3 separate regions of the Mus musculus genome follow, and all the other regions are linked to region 3. Evidence: chromatin loops called from intact Hi-C (ENCODE). Cell type or tissue: heart. All regions are shown on one strand.

Region 1 (5,000 bases), 380 kb after region 3:
CCCGGATGTCTGCTGCATACTCCTTGGGGGAGTAAAAGGGGGCTGGAAAGAGAAATGGAAATTTTCCTTCCACAAGGTGAAACTTTCCGCTGGGTTTAGGTCTTGGAGAACCACGGGCCTGTTGAGTTAGTGGGCTGCCTGCTGCCTGTAACAGGAGCTGGGGCAGGGCCCCCTACTTCCTGTGAAAGCAAAGGAGCAGAAAGAAAGCCAGGAGCTGCTGTTGCAGCCAGATTCGATTTCCTCCTCATTTGAAGAGTGGTTACTTAACACCTTGGCCGTGACTTTCCCAGCTCAGACGGTCTGTAGGTCTCACCTCTTGTATTTCATTCAGGCATTTTGATTTTAAAGAGTCACTGAAATCCTTTCTGGAGCAAGTGGGCAGGTGGGGAATGAAAGGTAGAGGAGGAAAAGGAAATGCCAGGACACAGTGGGGACACTCTGGCCTTCCACCCGCCCTGAAGCTGGCTAGGTCAAGGGCAGCTCCACAATATTCCAGTCTTCTGGGAAACTCCTAGCAGATGCTTACCTGTGTAAGCGGGGAGGAAAGGGCTACACAGGAACCTGACTTTGTGAGCCAAAGATGGGGGAGGCCAAGCAAAGTCATCCACTTCTTCTCCTGTGATGGAGGGAGCTGATAAGATCTCAGACATCAGCCTCAGTGCAGAAACCGTGTGTGTGTGTGTGTGTGTGTGTGTGTGTGTGTGTGTGTGTGTGTGTGTGTATATAGATTTATGTGGCTATAGGGCACGTCTTCCTCTATTGCTTTCCACCTTATGTTCTAAGACTAGGCCTTCCACTGAGGCCAGAGATCACGGATTGGCTAGACTGATTGGCTGGGAGATAGAGGGATCCTCCTGTCTCCCTCAACCCCAGCCTCCCCATCTCAACCCCGTCCTCTCCATCTGTGGGTCCCACCTGTGCTAGGGCACAGATGCATGCCACTGTGCCTGGCTTTCATGTGTCTGCTGAGGCTCTGAACTCAAGTCTTCATGTTTGCTATTGAGAAAGGTTTCATGTAGCCCAGACTTACTTCACACTTGCTTTGTAGGTGAAGATGACCTTGAACTCCTGAACTCCCTCTACCTAACAAATCCTGAAATCACAGGCATGTCCTCCCATGCCCAGCATCAACATTCCTCCTCCTCCTCCCACCACCACCTCTTTCTCCCCCCCCACCCCCGGCTGTCTTTGATCTCACTCTCTAGACCAGACTGGCCTTGAACTCAGAGAAATCCACCTGCCTCAGCCTCCCCAGTGCTGGGACTCAAGGCATGTACCACTTTCTCCCAGTTTCCAACATTCTTCTTCATGTGCGGTGTTCATAATAGGACATGGAACAGCAATGATAGGCTAGCTCGAGGAGGAACTATGTAACCACGGGACAGTTTGAAGAAGAACTGTGTCATCACTAGCTCTCTTTATTAGATCAGCCACGAGCCACACTCTGTGTAGCACTCATGGGCTAAAGATGACTAGGCACAAGGAAATGCAGAATAGCGGAGAGTGAAATGTCCCTTGCAGAGAACTAGATGTATACAATACCCGCAAGTGGAGAACATGTAGCTGTCCAAATGCTGGCACCCAAGAGTAGAAATAGCAGGGCTGTTGAATAAGCAGTGTTGAACAGTTAGATAGAGAGATAGCAGCTTAAATAAAAGACATTAACTTTTGTCAGTTAAAAGTGGAGCTTTAATGGCAGACACAGACACCCAGAACTCTAGACATATTCTGTCTTCCCTTCTTAGATGACCTAGACCTGGATGAGCTCCAGATGGGGACAGAGGACTCAAAGCCACACCCCAGTGTCCAGTGCAGCCCTGTTCCAGGTGAGATGGAGCTGGAGGGCTGGGGGGCTGGGGAGCAGACACCCGATTGCCTGGGTGAGAAACCACTTTAGCGTGTCTACAGTCTATGTTGCAGATATTTTCTTTGCCCAAAGCTCAACCTGCGGGGGTGAGGTGGGGTATAATCCCTGTCAGGAGGGGTTGGAATTTTTTTCTCTTGGTGTCTATACAGGGGAAGCAGCAGGGTTGGGAAAGGTCAAGCAGCCTTCCCAATTCAGCCAAATCAAAGGTTATGCATCTAGGAGTAAGTTGTTCTCATGGGAGAGAGAAGAAGAGAAGTGAGGGATGTCTTGATGTCATTGCTGGGGCTACTTTTTGAGCATGCCCTCAAACACACACACATACCACAGACTCATAGGGCCAGGAGAAGCTCTGAAAGATCACCTGCTCTATCCCGAGAAGAGTGAAATCTCTTTACTAACGTCTTCTAGAGTGGAACAATTTTGGATAATTCCTAAAGTACTTCCTTAGAGCCAGGAAAGCCTCCTCTGGAGTCTAACCTGGGGCCATGAGAGCCAGGTTGCTGGAAAGAAAGGGGAGGGGCTCTTTTTTCTTGATGCCAAACAACCTAAGTTTTTCATTTGTTCGATTTTAAGTGAGTAGAGTCCCTTCCCTGTGTATAAAATGTGAACGGAGCCAGGAATGGTAGTGTGTGCCTTTAATCCCAGTACTCAGGACACAGAGGCACACAGATCTCTAAGTTTGAGGCCAGCCTGGTCTACGTCTCGAGTTCCAGGACATCCAGAGCTACATAGTGGGGACCTGTCTCAAAAAAGCCAAACCAAAACATTAAAACACCAGCAGGCCATGCCAGAAGACAGCACAGTGCTGTGTGGGCCAAGAGATGTTCAAAATAAACACAAAATTACAAACAGTTAGCTGTTTTTATTTCATCCCACCTTCGTTTTCCAGATTTCCAGATTTCTTTGGCTTAAAACCTTTCTTTGCCCAGAAAGCTTTCAGCCTTGACCTTGCTTCTGACAAGCTTTTAGCGCTTAGCGGCAAAGTGCACCCTCTAGTGGTGGATGAGGGAAAGAAGCAGACGTGTATTTTGCTAGGAAACCGGTGCTTCAGTGGCTCTGCCTCGAGAATTTCATGTCTGAAAATCAGCAACAAACAAGGATGAGGTGAAAGAGAAAGTTCTGGAAAACAAGGTCCAACTTGAACTTGCTTTTAAAATAGCTCACACAAATTGTCAGATAAATTGATGCGGAATAGTTATACAGCCATTAAAAATATGTGGGGTCTTTTTTTGTTTTGTTTTGTTTTGTTTTTTGAGATTGTAAGGGAGCATGCAAAGCTTAATTTAAGGAGAATAAAATCCCAACTTATTTTAAATATATATATAAAACCTAAAAGGAAATATGCCAAAATAAGGAGTTCTATTTGAGAGGTGAGGCCATACAGTTTAAATTTTGCCATGCTATATTTTCAAATTTCCACCTATTATTTCATAATCAGAAAAATGTTTTCTAAAATAGCTCCCACAGAAATCTGTTAAATTCCCCAGCCACCTAGCAATACATTGAAAAACAAGTCTAGAGCCAAAGGAAATGAAGAAATACTATGCCCAAAAGTTACAAGGTGACTTAAGAATAGCATTGGGGAAAGAGATGGAAAGACGCCAGGATCTGACCAATCTACTCTGGGGTCCAGTTGGAAAATTTGAGAAGTTCAAAGTATTTTTTCTTTGTTTTTAGTTAGGGTCTCACTATCATCTCAGGCTAGCCTCACACACATCCCCTCCTGCCTCAGCTCCCTAAGTGTTGAGATTATAGATGGGAACTGCTATACTTGGCAAAGTTTTCTATATTTCGATTATGCCCTTTGTCTTCCAAATACTGATTGCACGATAAACATGAAGTGTACTCAAAGCAAGGGAGAACCAGCCTAATAAGTCTACTCAGGACTTCTCGACCAACCGTGGAAATGTCAATGATGGCTTGGGCAGAGTCACCACCATAAAGTAGTTGACTCTGGACAGCGCCTCACTCTGCCTTTGCTCTCGCCTGAACGTCTCTTCGCTTCTGTCGGACAGTTTGTTCCTTCTATCTCTCCAAATCGTGTTCCTTTAGGAAGACTAAATTTCTTAGCATTTCCTCGGGTCTGGGTTTGCACTGCATCACGCATCTATTTCTGTGTATTTTTCTTCCCAGCTTCCTCTTAGTTCTCCCACCCCATTTTCGGGAGGTTTTTTTTTTTTTTTTTTCCTTTCGGGAGGTTTTTGTTTTGTTTTTGTTTTTTCGAGTTTTCAAGTCTCTATTTCTGAGACAGAAATTCTCTCCTGTTGGTCTCCTTTGAGTTAGGAGTTGTCTGATCATGGCTTTACCAGTGAGCTGGGTTCTGGCAGCTCTGGCTCTGGGCTTACATCTATCTCTGCTCCTCTCTCACACAGGCCCCTTCAAGCCCTGCGAGCACCTCTTTGAGAGCTGGGGCATCCGCCTTGCTGTGTGGGCCATCGTGTTACTCTCCGTACTCTGTAACGGGCTGGTGCTGCTGACAGTCTTTGCCAGCGGACCCAGCCCGCTGTCCCCCGTCAAGCTTGTGGTGGGTGCGATGGCAGGCGCCAACGCCCTGTCGGGCATTTCCTGTGGTCTCCTGGCCTCGGTGGACGCCTTGACCTATGGTCAGTTCGCTGAGTATGGAGCCCGCTGGGAGAGCGGTCTGGGCTGCCAGGCTACGGGCTTCCTGGCTGTCCTGGGTTCAGAGGCGTCGGTGCTGCTGCTCACACTGGCGGCCGTGCAGTGCAGCATCTCCGTGACCTGCGTCCGAGCCTACGGGAAGGCGCCGTCGCCTGGCAGCGTCCGCGCAGGCGCACTGGGATGCCTGGCGCTGGCCGGGCTGGCCGCAGCACTGCCGCTGGCCTCGGTGGGAGAGTATGGCGCCTCCCCACTCTGCCTGCCCTACGCCCCACCCGAGGGCCGGCCGGCTGCCCTGGGCTTCGCTGTAGCCCTGGTGATGATGAACTCGCTCTGCTTCCTGGTGGTGGCCGGCGCCTACATCAAGCTCTACTGTGACCTGCCACGGGGTGACTTTGAGGCCGTGTGGGACTGCGCCATGGTGCGCCACGTGGCCTGGCTCATCTTTGCAGATGGCCTCCTCTACTGCCCCGTGGCCTTCCTCAGCTTTGCCTCTATGCTGGGCCTCTTCCCTGTC
Region 2 (5,000 bases), 260 kb after region 3:
GTCAACTCCACGCCTGTCACCCACGGTCACATCACCACCCACCTCCTGGCAGAGGAATCTGAGGATGAGTGGACCAGGAGGGAATTCCAGCTGCAGCACGTGTGTGCCCAGGGGACAGGGCTGGTGGGAGGGGCACTAAAGCTGAGACTCCCCTCCTGTTCCACATGACCTGCTCCTGATGGGGGCCATATGCTCTTGGGCACAGGATGGGATAGCATGTGGGGAGGGGGTCAGAAGACACAGCGAAGGCTAAAGGCTGAGCCAAGATCACACTGATGGAAAGAAAGAGCGGGTCCTTCTACCTTATGCTGGGCTCAAAGATCCTCATTCCCTCTAACCTCCTTCTTGTTCCCACATGCTGTGACCTCTTAGAACCAGAAAAGCCAGAGACAAGAATAGCCTCCCTGCCTGGCCATCTTTGGGAGGTAGAGATACACCAAGAGACTAGAGGAGGATCAGAGGTCCACACCAGGGCAAGGGCATGGGCTAATGTCCCGTACTGTGAAGCAGGAGCTTGCCTCTGCCCTTAAAGAGTTGGTGAGGGGCTGGTGAGATGGCTCAGCGGGTAAGAGCACCCGACTGCTCTTCCGAAGGTCCGGAGTTCAAATCCCAGCAACCACATGGTGGCTCACAACCACCCGTAATGAGATCTGGCTCCCTCTTCTGGAGTGTCTGAAGACAGCTACAGTGTACTTACATATAATAAATAAATCTTTAAAAAAAAAAAAAAAAAAAAAAAAAAAGAGTTGGTGAGGAAGGTTTCTGAGGTTAGTAAGAGGCCCTGGCATTCAGAAAATGAGCACAGCCCTTTCACCACCCTCCCCAGGGTGCAGAGCAAAAACAGAGGCACGTGAAGCAGCTGCAGTTCACGACCTGGCCAGACCACAGTGTCCCCGAGGCTCCCAGCTCTCTGCTTGCTTTTGTGGAACTGGTGCAGGAGGAGGTGAAGGCAACTCAGGGCAAGGGGCCCATCCTGGTGCATTGCAGGTGAGGACCAGCGGCAGGGGTGAGGTGGAGGGTCCCGGCTGGCCTTGGGCAGGGGAAGGGATCTGGGTTTCTAGGAGCCCTTCCCTTCCCATGCTTAGTGTTCATGGGCTGTCCCTACAGTGCGGGTGTGGGCAGGACAGGCACCTTTGTGGCTCTCTTACGCCTGTTGCGACAACTAGAGGAAGAACAGGTGGTCGATGTGTTCAACACTGTGTACATACTCCGGCTGCACCGGCCCCTCATGATCCAGACCTTGGTGAGGGCCCCATGTATTGGTCTGGGCGGCTTAGACCCAAAGGAGTGGGAGAGGGTAGGCAGCTTCACGAGAGCGGGAAAAGTTGCTCATGGGAGCATGTGGAAGAGCAAGGGGTGAGGGTCACACCTAGGCTATCATCTTACCCTGACTGCCACCCGCCTTTCTGTAAAAGGAGAGAAGGTATTGGCCCCCGACACCCTTGACACTGTAGACAGACAGCTCAGGACTCTCCAGCCCCACTTGCTACACTCCTGCCTGTGGGTTGGGACCAGGGCTACTTCCCACCGGGACGGAGGCCACTTAGCACGTCAGTGCCCTCTTTCTGCAGAGTCAATACATCTTCCTGCACAGCTGCCTGCTGAACAAGATTCTGGAAGGGCCCTCTGACGCCTCAGAGTAAGTCAGCTACCCTTAGGTCCAGGCAGGTGGGCACTGGTGTCCTGTGCTTCCCGCTAGGCTCTGAGCTCCTAAGCACTAGACCCAGCAGAGAGGCCCGGAAGCAGGGGCTAGACAACCAAGTGCTTTCTCTCTCCTCCCTCCTCCAGCTCCGGCCCCATCCCTGTGATGAATTTTGCACAAGCTTGTGCCAAGAGGGCAGCCAATGCCAATGCCGGTTTCTTGAAGGAGTACAGGGTATACTTTGAGCTGAGGAGTGAGTAACCATGGAACAGTTCTCCCTGCCCAACCTTACCATGTCCATCCATCTCTTTCCCAGCTCCTGAAGCAGGCCATCAAGGATGAGACTGGCTCTCTGCTGCCCTCTCCTGACTATAATCAGAACAGCATCGCCTCCTGTGAGTCTCACGGGATACAACGTTGATTGGGGTGGAGCAAATGCCGACTGTGAGACCCCTGGCAACTTCATCCTCTTCATCTTCTCTCAGGTCATCATTCTCAGGAGCAGTTGGCCCTGGTGGAGGAGAGCCCAGCTGATAACATGCTGGCAGCCTCACTCTTCCCTGTGAGACGATGCTGAGCCTGCAGCCCTGCTTGATTATTTGTGCTTCCCTGCCTGGGGTTGGGGCTGGGTCCTAGGGGCTTATAGCACAGATGGACTATGGTCAGGAGACTCCTTAATCCCTGGGAACCAACAAACTGTGCTCTGCAGGGTGGGCCGTCTGGTCGCGACCATGTGGTGCTGACTGGCTCGGCCGGACCAAAGGAACTCTGGGAAATGGTGTGGGAACATGGCGCCTATGTGCTTGTCTCCCTGGGTCTGCCTGATACCAAGGAGAAGGTGAGGCGAGTGGAGGGACAGTATGTGTTGCTCCAGGAACGGGGCGGGGAGAGGAGTAGTATATGGTGTTGTTTGCTGTTCAGCTAGGGCATGGGTGGAAATTTTGGAAGCTGACTGTTTTGGTCCTAGCCACAAGACATCTGGCCAATGGAGATGCAGCCTATTGTCACAGACATGGTGACAGTGCACAGAGTGGCTGAGAGCAACACAGCTGGCTGGCCCAGTACCCTCATCAGAGTTATACATGTAGGTGTTGAGATCTCAGGGCTTGGGGCAGAGGGCAGTGATATGAGAATCCCATGCTGACTTCCCTCTGCCACCCTCCTGGAGCACTAATGCTGGTATTGCCCTTCCTCCAGGGGGACAGTGGGACGGAAAGGCAGGTTCAATGCCTGCAGTTTCCACACTGCCAGACTGGGAGTGAGCTCCCAGCTAACACCCTACTGACCTTCCTTGATGCTGTGGGCCAGTGCTGCTCCCGGGGCAATAGCAAGAAGCCAGGGACCCTGCTCAGTCACTCCAGGTGCCATCGACAAACGTCATGTGTTAACTTGGGTTATGGGTCAAAGGGTCTCCCAAGGCTCCGTCTCTTCTGCTCCATTTGCAGGGATTTGGTAGGGCTCTCTCTAGCCTGGCTGGCCAATCAAGTGCCTAGCATTATTTCCTAGTCCTTAGAACTAATCTTGGTTTCCCCATGTGCCTGGACACTACCCCATCTCCAGAGGTCCCACATCTAACTCTAGGTCACTTACAGCAAGGTCACATACCAGCTGGGCACCTTCTTGGCTATGGAACAGCTGCTACAGCAAGCAGGGACCGAGCGCACAGTGGATGTCTTCAGTGTGGCCCTGAAGCAGACACAGGCCTGTGGCCTTAAGACCCCAACGCTGGTGAGAGGCAAAGAGGGAGGGGCTTACTGTGAAAGGGATCAAAGACAGGCCTGGTCTTGTCCCAGCCACAGATGACTATTAGGTTACCACATCCAGGTCACCACTAGGTGGCTCTGTGGACCACCGTGCCCTGTCCAGAAGGAGTAGGGGTTAGGAGAACCCTGGGAGCCTTCTCTGTCAGGTTTGGGCAAGTAGGTAAGGTTTCTTGCCTGTGTCTAACCAGGAGCAGTATATCTACCTCTACAACTGTCTGAACAGCGCATTGAGGAACAGGCTGCCCCGAGCTAGGAAGTGACCTGTGCCCTGCTAGGCATCACGTTCCAGCAAATCCACCCAGGCCTGGCTTCCCCAGGAGAACAGATCTATCGGCCTCACGCTGTCAAAGGGCAGAGTCTGGGAATAAAGAGACATGGTCAAACTCATGGTTGTGTCTGCTTCTGCATCCTTCAATCTAGGGCATGGGTGACAGCCGGAGCTTGGTCTAGCTAAGCCTGTTGGCTAAAGCTGGCATACTCTTGACTATTCCCAGCTATTCCCTGTTCTCTAACCTTCTGCTTTTCCAGTGTATTCAGACATCAAACTTTCTACCTGTCTTAGTTACGGTTTCCATTGCTGTGAACAGACACCATGACCAAGGTAGCTCTTATAAAGGACATGATTTAATTGGGGCTGGCTTACAGGTTCAGAGGTTCCGTCCATTATCATCAATGTGGTTCGCATGGCGGTGTTCAGGCAGGCATGGCACTGGAGGAGCTGAGAAATCTACATCTTGTTTCAAAGATAAACAGAGAACTGGCTTCCAGGCAGCTAGGATGAGGGTCCTTAAAGCCTATGCCCACGGTGACACACTTCCTCCAACAAGGCCATATCTCCAAATAGTGCCACTCCCTGGGCCAAGTATATTCAAACTACTCCTAACATCCTGCGATGCTGAGCCCTATTTACTTATTGTTCTTTCTCCATTTTTCTCATCTGCCACTGGACCCCCTTGTCTATCTCCAGGGGCTATCCTCAGTCACTGTAGGCTCCTTGCCAGAGTAGAGGTGCTAATGCCACACTGTGACCCTTAAGTAAGGAACCAGGGGTGGCTCTGGTTGAACCTGTCAAGTTTCCCCCATTCCTGCACTGTCTTCCTTTCTTTTATACAGGCCACGCCCATGGCAGCAGTAGCCAGGTTTCTCATTGGCTAACTTGGTTCTTAGCCGTATGCAAGGGTCCGATGGTCTGCTTCGGTGAAGAAGTGGAAGGAAAGCTTTATGGGTCCTGGGAGGTAGTCAGTTTGTAGAATTCTTGCCTTGTATGCATGATATCCCGGTCCAGGGTTTGATCCCCTAATAGCGCATAGACTATGCATGGTAGCCCATGACTGGAATCCCAGCACTCAGGATGTAAAGACAAGAAGATCCGAACTCAAGATCATCCTTAGCTACATAGCAAGGGTGAGGCTAGCCTGGGCTACAGGAGATCCTGACTCAAGAAACAAAAGTAACAAAAAAACCCTAAGTAACAAAAGGGGGCGCTGGGCTGTCAGAAGCTCAATGGGCACCAGTGCTTGGTGCCAAACCTGATAACCTGGGCTCAATCTCTGGGACACATATGGTGATGGAGAGAATGGACTCCCACCGATTGG
Region 3 (5,000 bases):
ATTACCAGCTATATAAAGACACCTCTCCATCCAAGAACACTTACCTTCCAATCTGGGTCTCTTCACTGTCTGACCTTGAGCTTGCCTCTGAGTGTCTTCATGTATAGAATGGGGATAATAGCTGTCAAGAGGATGATATATAATGGAATCGAAACTATGAGTCCGTCCTTCCTTCCTGATCAGAAGAGGCCCAGGACCTGGAGCCAACATACAGAGGTGTGGTGTAAGGTACTTGCCGGCTTGATCCTCACAGGATGCTAAGGTGTCAGATTCTACAGGGCAGTGTCCCGGTCCACGGAAGCTAGGTATAAAGACTGTGAAGGCTACCTAGAAGAGGTGACCTGGGAGTAACACAGAGCTGTCTGCCCATCTTCCCTTGCTGTGATCCTTGAAGTCATAGTCTTTGTGCTCTCAAGACATCTGGTGACAATTGCAGGAAGTTTTGAGGTTTGGGGATGCTGGGATAGATGGTCTGTGGGAGCCCCAGGCATGATAGCTAAGTGCCCTGTACTAAGAGTCACCCTGAGACCATTCTTAATAGTTTTAATTCAAGTAGGGAAATGCCAACTTATCCAATGCCCCTACCCCCAGTTCTCTAAGGTCAGCCCTTTTTTTTTTTTTTTTTCCAATCCATCCTCAGGAAATCTAGCCCAGTGCAGCCTCAAGTTTCTGGCTTCCAGCAGCCTCCTAGGTTCTAGGCAGAGCCATTATCCTCACAAGGTCCCCAGGGCCCTCTGTAGCCATACATCCAGGGGGCATTACTTCAGATTCACATAGCCCAGAAGTCAGAACCTGGGGGTCCGAGTCATAGACTCCCTAGAGCAGGGGTCTGCCCCTGAGTGAATTCACAGGTTCCCTCTCCTCAGTGAAATCAAGGGGTACATGAATTTACCCCCTGAACCTTGTCACAGAAGAGCATGATGTCGAAGTATGTGACGGAATACATTGCCCTTGAGTCAGCAATCTGGGACCCTATGACAAGTGGCTTTGTAGTATAGGATATAGTATAGGTTTGCCCCAGCCAGAGCTGCAGGGGGAGAAGGGCTATTTAACACAGCAAAGCACCGGAAATAAGAATTCTAAGAAGAAAGAGGAAGCATTCCAGTGCTGGGGGGCGGGGGGGGGGGAGGAGCTGCAGAGTCCCATCGAGGATAACACTCCATCTCCCTCAGATACTCTTAATTTCCAGTCCGCTGTGTGTGTCTGTGTGTCTCATTGAGGAGTAAACAGAGCCCAGAAAGGCCTGGGGAAGCCTAACTCGCTATGTTTGCCCCTTCCCATCACTTAGCAATCCTGAAAAACTACACACGCCAGAAAGAGAAAGAGAGTGGATGCAGGAGGGACACTTAAGAACTAGGGGACCCCAGTGATGTAACTGTGGCCTTGCTGGGATAGGAGGAGACCCCGAACAGCCTCGGGGGTGGTATAGGAATCTAGTTGAAGAGGAGGGGTGGCTTTATGTAATCAACCAATCAATCAATCAATCAATAGGCCTATACACTGTATGAGACCCTGGGCTTGCTTCTCAGCTGAAGCACGCACAACCCTAGACAAACATGGACCTGTTCAGGTGTGAGTGTTTGTCAGGGGTAGGGTTGGCAGAGCTCCAAGGGGTTTGGGTTCTGGGAGGGGAGAGGGCTAGAGCAAAAGACAATGTGGGAATACAGCGGGGCCAAGGGAAAGCTAAGGAAGAGGAGGACGCAGGGTGTTTGACTAGAAGGGAGGCACCTGGACAAAAAAAGTCTTTCTGGCTATGAGGGAAGGAGGGGAAGGAAAGGAAGAGGGGAGGAGGAGGGAGTTCCAGAAGGGGAGAAGGGTTTTTGGGCACTGACGGGCCTCCCAATGAGTGCAGCACCCTTGGTGCCTGACTCGCAGGTTGATTTCAGCTGGATAGCATCTGCTCTCAGGGGTGAAGGTTGTGCTCGGTCCTCCAGATGGCGACAAGAGAACTTGGTTTTCCAGAAAAGCTTGGTCTCTGAGTGGCCCGTGTCCAGATCCTACTCCTCAACAGTGGCCAAGTAAGCATGGAGTTCCCGGCTCGGCCCTGAGACCGGAGCCCTTTGATTGTCATAGGTCATACGTTGAGCTCCAGGGACAAAGTGAGATATAAAAGCCTAGCTAACTGCCCGTGTCCACGTGCCAGACAGACACTGGTCCTAGGCCCGCTCTAGGTCCCCCTCTCTGGCCAGGGAAAGTGGAGCGAAACGAGAGCAGGAGGAGGAACTTCTCGGTTTGGGGGCAGTAGACCTGCAATGGAACCTTGGAAAGAACAGAGGAGGTAGATGCTGAAGAGGATGCTGGGAAAGGCTGAGGTCAGGTGTTGCTTCTCCTGGATCTAGATGACCTGCTCTCCCTGGGGATGGGGGGGGGGGCGGGGGACGACGACGACGACTTGGCGTTGAGTCTAGATTCATTAACTTGAATGAATCATTTGCTTTCTTTGAACCTCTCCGCTCCGCCCCTCCCCCGCCCCCTATTAAAACGTAGGTGGTAGATGGGCATAGATCTTTTCTATTGCTAGTTCTGACCTTCCTTGGTTTTAGGAAGGAAAAATCCACTAGACGCGTGACTCCGGGCTCAGGAGCCAGAGGCGGACAGCAGAACTCGCGGAGCGGACAGAAACACTTCTGTGAATCCCGCGGGTCCTGAGCTCAAGCATCCGCTCCGCACCTCGGGTGGGTCTTGCAAGACAAGGACAGTCGCGTAGGGTGGGGCTGGAGTCCCTTCCCCCTCTCTGCTCTTCTTTGACCTCCCGCCGCCAGAGCCAGGCTGCTCTGAGGAGTAGAAGAGCCTGGGTTGCAGTTTTCCTCGAGGTGGCGCTGCGCTCCCACATCAAGTTTAAACGCACTTAGAAATGATTACGTCATCCCAGGCCTAATTGGCTCTGGGAAGCAGAGAGTTGGGAAGTGTGTGTGCTCCCAGCCCCCAGCCCAGTCTAAATCGTGTTTCCAGTTAAGTAAACAAACAAACAGACAAACAAACAAAAACATGCAAAGGTGAAAGGTTCTAAAGGAGACTTAAAGTCTGGAGACTGGCCCGGTGTGGTAGCACACACCTTTAATCCCCGCAGAGGCAAACAGATCTTCAAGAGTTCGAAGTTAGCCTGCTCTACATTAGGAGTTCTATGTTAGCCAGGACTACATAGAAAAGAGGAAATTATATATTTATATATGTAAAACTAGTTCCATTTGGCTTCCAATGTCATTGTGAAAAACTATCACTGGTCCGTTTTTTCAGCAGCAGAGAGGAGTTAAGACCTCAGCCCTACCTCTTATTCGTCATGTACCCACGTGCAGCTGATTAACTCTATCTGCAAAACATCGAGGCGATTGGCTTCCACATCACAGAGTTGGAAGATAAGCAGAAGCACCCTTAAGCATCTAGCTAGTGCCCTGCACCATCAGATGAAAGCTCATGGGCTTGACTCCAAAGCATACTCTTTGCGATCTGGGAACCAGCGCTGGTATCTCTCCTCCCCTGGGCCAGCCCATTACTTGAGCAGTAGATAGACGGGTTGGGAAGGAATGGGATCAGAGTGTACCCTGGGATATGAGTTAGCCCTCTCTGATTTGAGCCAGACCCTATAACAGCTACCCTACTTCCTTAGGGAGGTGGGACCCCACCCATATTCCAATGGCTTTGCTCTCTGCTAACTGAAGAAAAAGAAAAAAAGAAACAAAAAGAGAAACAAAAAGGCAGAGCACCTGTCTGTGACCCAGAACCAAGGTGGCAGTTTCATGGTGGCACAGTTACCGTCAGGGCAGTAAATCAGAAAGAAATCGTGCCGGGGATGGAAAACAGGGCCTCTGTGCTGGGCGTGGAACCTGACTCTGAGTTTCATCCCTAGTTGGGACAGTATTCCATGTACCCCCGGTGATGGCTGTGGTGGCTCTGCCTCCAGCAGGGGATGCTGGGGGTGGAGAGGTACCTCTGGCCCTAAGTCACACTGGGTGCAGGAGCTGTCCTTCCCTGAGTCACTCTGACTCACTCTGCCTTCCTTCGCCTGTAACTGCTGTGAAGAGCTGGCCCTGAGCCTACAGTAGGAAGAGTCACGGAATGATCATTCCTGAACGTGCCTAATATAGCCATCCCGGGGCCCTGTGTGACTCTCAGCCCCTGAGAACAGTTCTGGGCACAGATACGAGGCAGAGAGACTGGCTGAGGAACAGACCTGGAACACCAGGTCACAAGGTTGTCTCAAGAATTCAAGCTTCCCCCCAGACTGCCCTTTCTGTAGTGGTACACGGACTCTAGGGATGATGTCTACTGTCACCTTGAATGGCTTGCCAGGGACCCTGAGCTTTGGGAGGCCTTTTAGGGAACCTGGGACCATTGGGAACATTAGGACCATTAACATGAAAAAAGGTGAGGTATAGCCACTTGAAGCTAAAGGTTTGTATATATTATCAAAATCTTATGGAAAAACAGATATATAGCTATTTATACAGCAGCAGGTGATGTGAAGAAAATGTCTGCTTTGGCATCAACCCTTCAGGTCCAGCTGCTGTCTGTCTGTCTTTCTACTCCCATCTGGAGCCTACCCTCTCTCAGGCACTGTCCAACCATGCCTGCTGCCCAGGCATATCAGGTGGAGGGTTTGTAGTATCCTCTGCCCTCCTACTTTGCCTTTGGACTTTCATCCCCTCCAGCCTCTACCACTGTCCCATAGAGTGCCACTGGCCCAGCAACTTTGCCCAAGGGCTCCTCAGAGACCTGAATCCTGGCCCTGGGGACAGTGAGGCTGGGGTCCAAATGTGGTCCCTGGGAGACATCTTTTCTGCATCATAAGCCTTTGGCAGCATGCCTGCTACATGGGCTCTGGGCAGTGCCATCTTCTCTGTGACGTGCTTAAAGGACTCCTCTTGTCCGGACACTTCAGCTCCAGGTTTCAAAGCAATTTTTGAAGGGCCTCAGAGACAAGAAAAGGAAAGGGAGAAGAGATGAGGTGTCCTCCCTCGAGCGTGGTCCAGGTCTCATGCTCTCCCATGGTGGACAGGGAC

Evidence for each region. A loop is a pair of places that touch in the nucleus more often than their neighbours do. Peaks named below come from ENCODE experiments on the same cell type or tissue, not always from the same donor. Only the 100,000 strongest peaks of a DNase experiment are listed, where the experiment ranks them.
Region 1: it touches region 3 in a loop (2.7-fold over the local background); 10 of 42 quality-filtered maps call a loop at or near these places.
Region 2: a loop joins it to region 3, with 6 times the contacts of the local background. A loop is called at or near these places in 3 of 42 quality-filtered maps.

The regions. Positions count from the first base shown.
Region 1 is chr1:134,987,431-134,992,430 of GRCm38, reverse strand. It overlaps Lgr6 (leucine-rich repeat-containing G protein-coupled receptor 6), which reads left to right. Exons shown (of 18, transcript NM_001033409.3): 17 at 1,746-1,826; 18 at 4,240-5,000. Among named protein-coding and RNA genes, the nearest start is that of Ube2t, 27 kb to the right of the region's middle. In heart, a CTCF peak has its summit at 2,870 (motif pointing left); a DNase peak (open chromatin) is centred at 4,660; H3K4me3 peaks cover 906 bases; H3K27ac peaks cover 1,400 bases; H3K27me3 peaks cover 2,618 bases.
Region 2 is chr1:135,107,289-135,112,288 of GRCm38, reverse strand. It overlaps the pseudogene Ptprv. Among named protein-coding and RNA genes, the nearest start is that of Lgr6, 4.5 kb to the right of the region's middle. In heart, CTCF peaks have their summits at 2,011 (motif pointing left) and 3,469 (motif pointing right); a DNase peak (open chromatin) is centred at 2,038; H3K27me3 peaks cover 2,333 bases.
Region 3 is chr1:135,366,211-135,371,210 of GRCm38, reverse strand. Lmod1 (leiomodin 1 (smooth muscle)) reads right to left here. Exons shown (of 3, transcript NM_053106.2): 3 at 3,146-5,000. It also overlaps a transcript of Shisa4 not described here. Among named protein-coding and RNA genes, the nearest start is that of Shisa4, 6.4 kb to the left of the region's middle. In heart, CTCF peaks have their summits at 1,930 (motif pointing right) and 2,805 (motif pointing right); DNase peaks (open chromatin) are centred at 2,070 and 2,790; H3K4me3 peaks cover 1,322 bases; H3K27ac peaks cover 1,547 bases; H3K27me3 peaks cover 1,147 bases.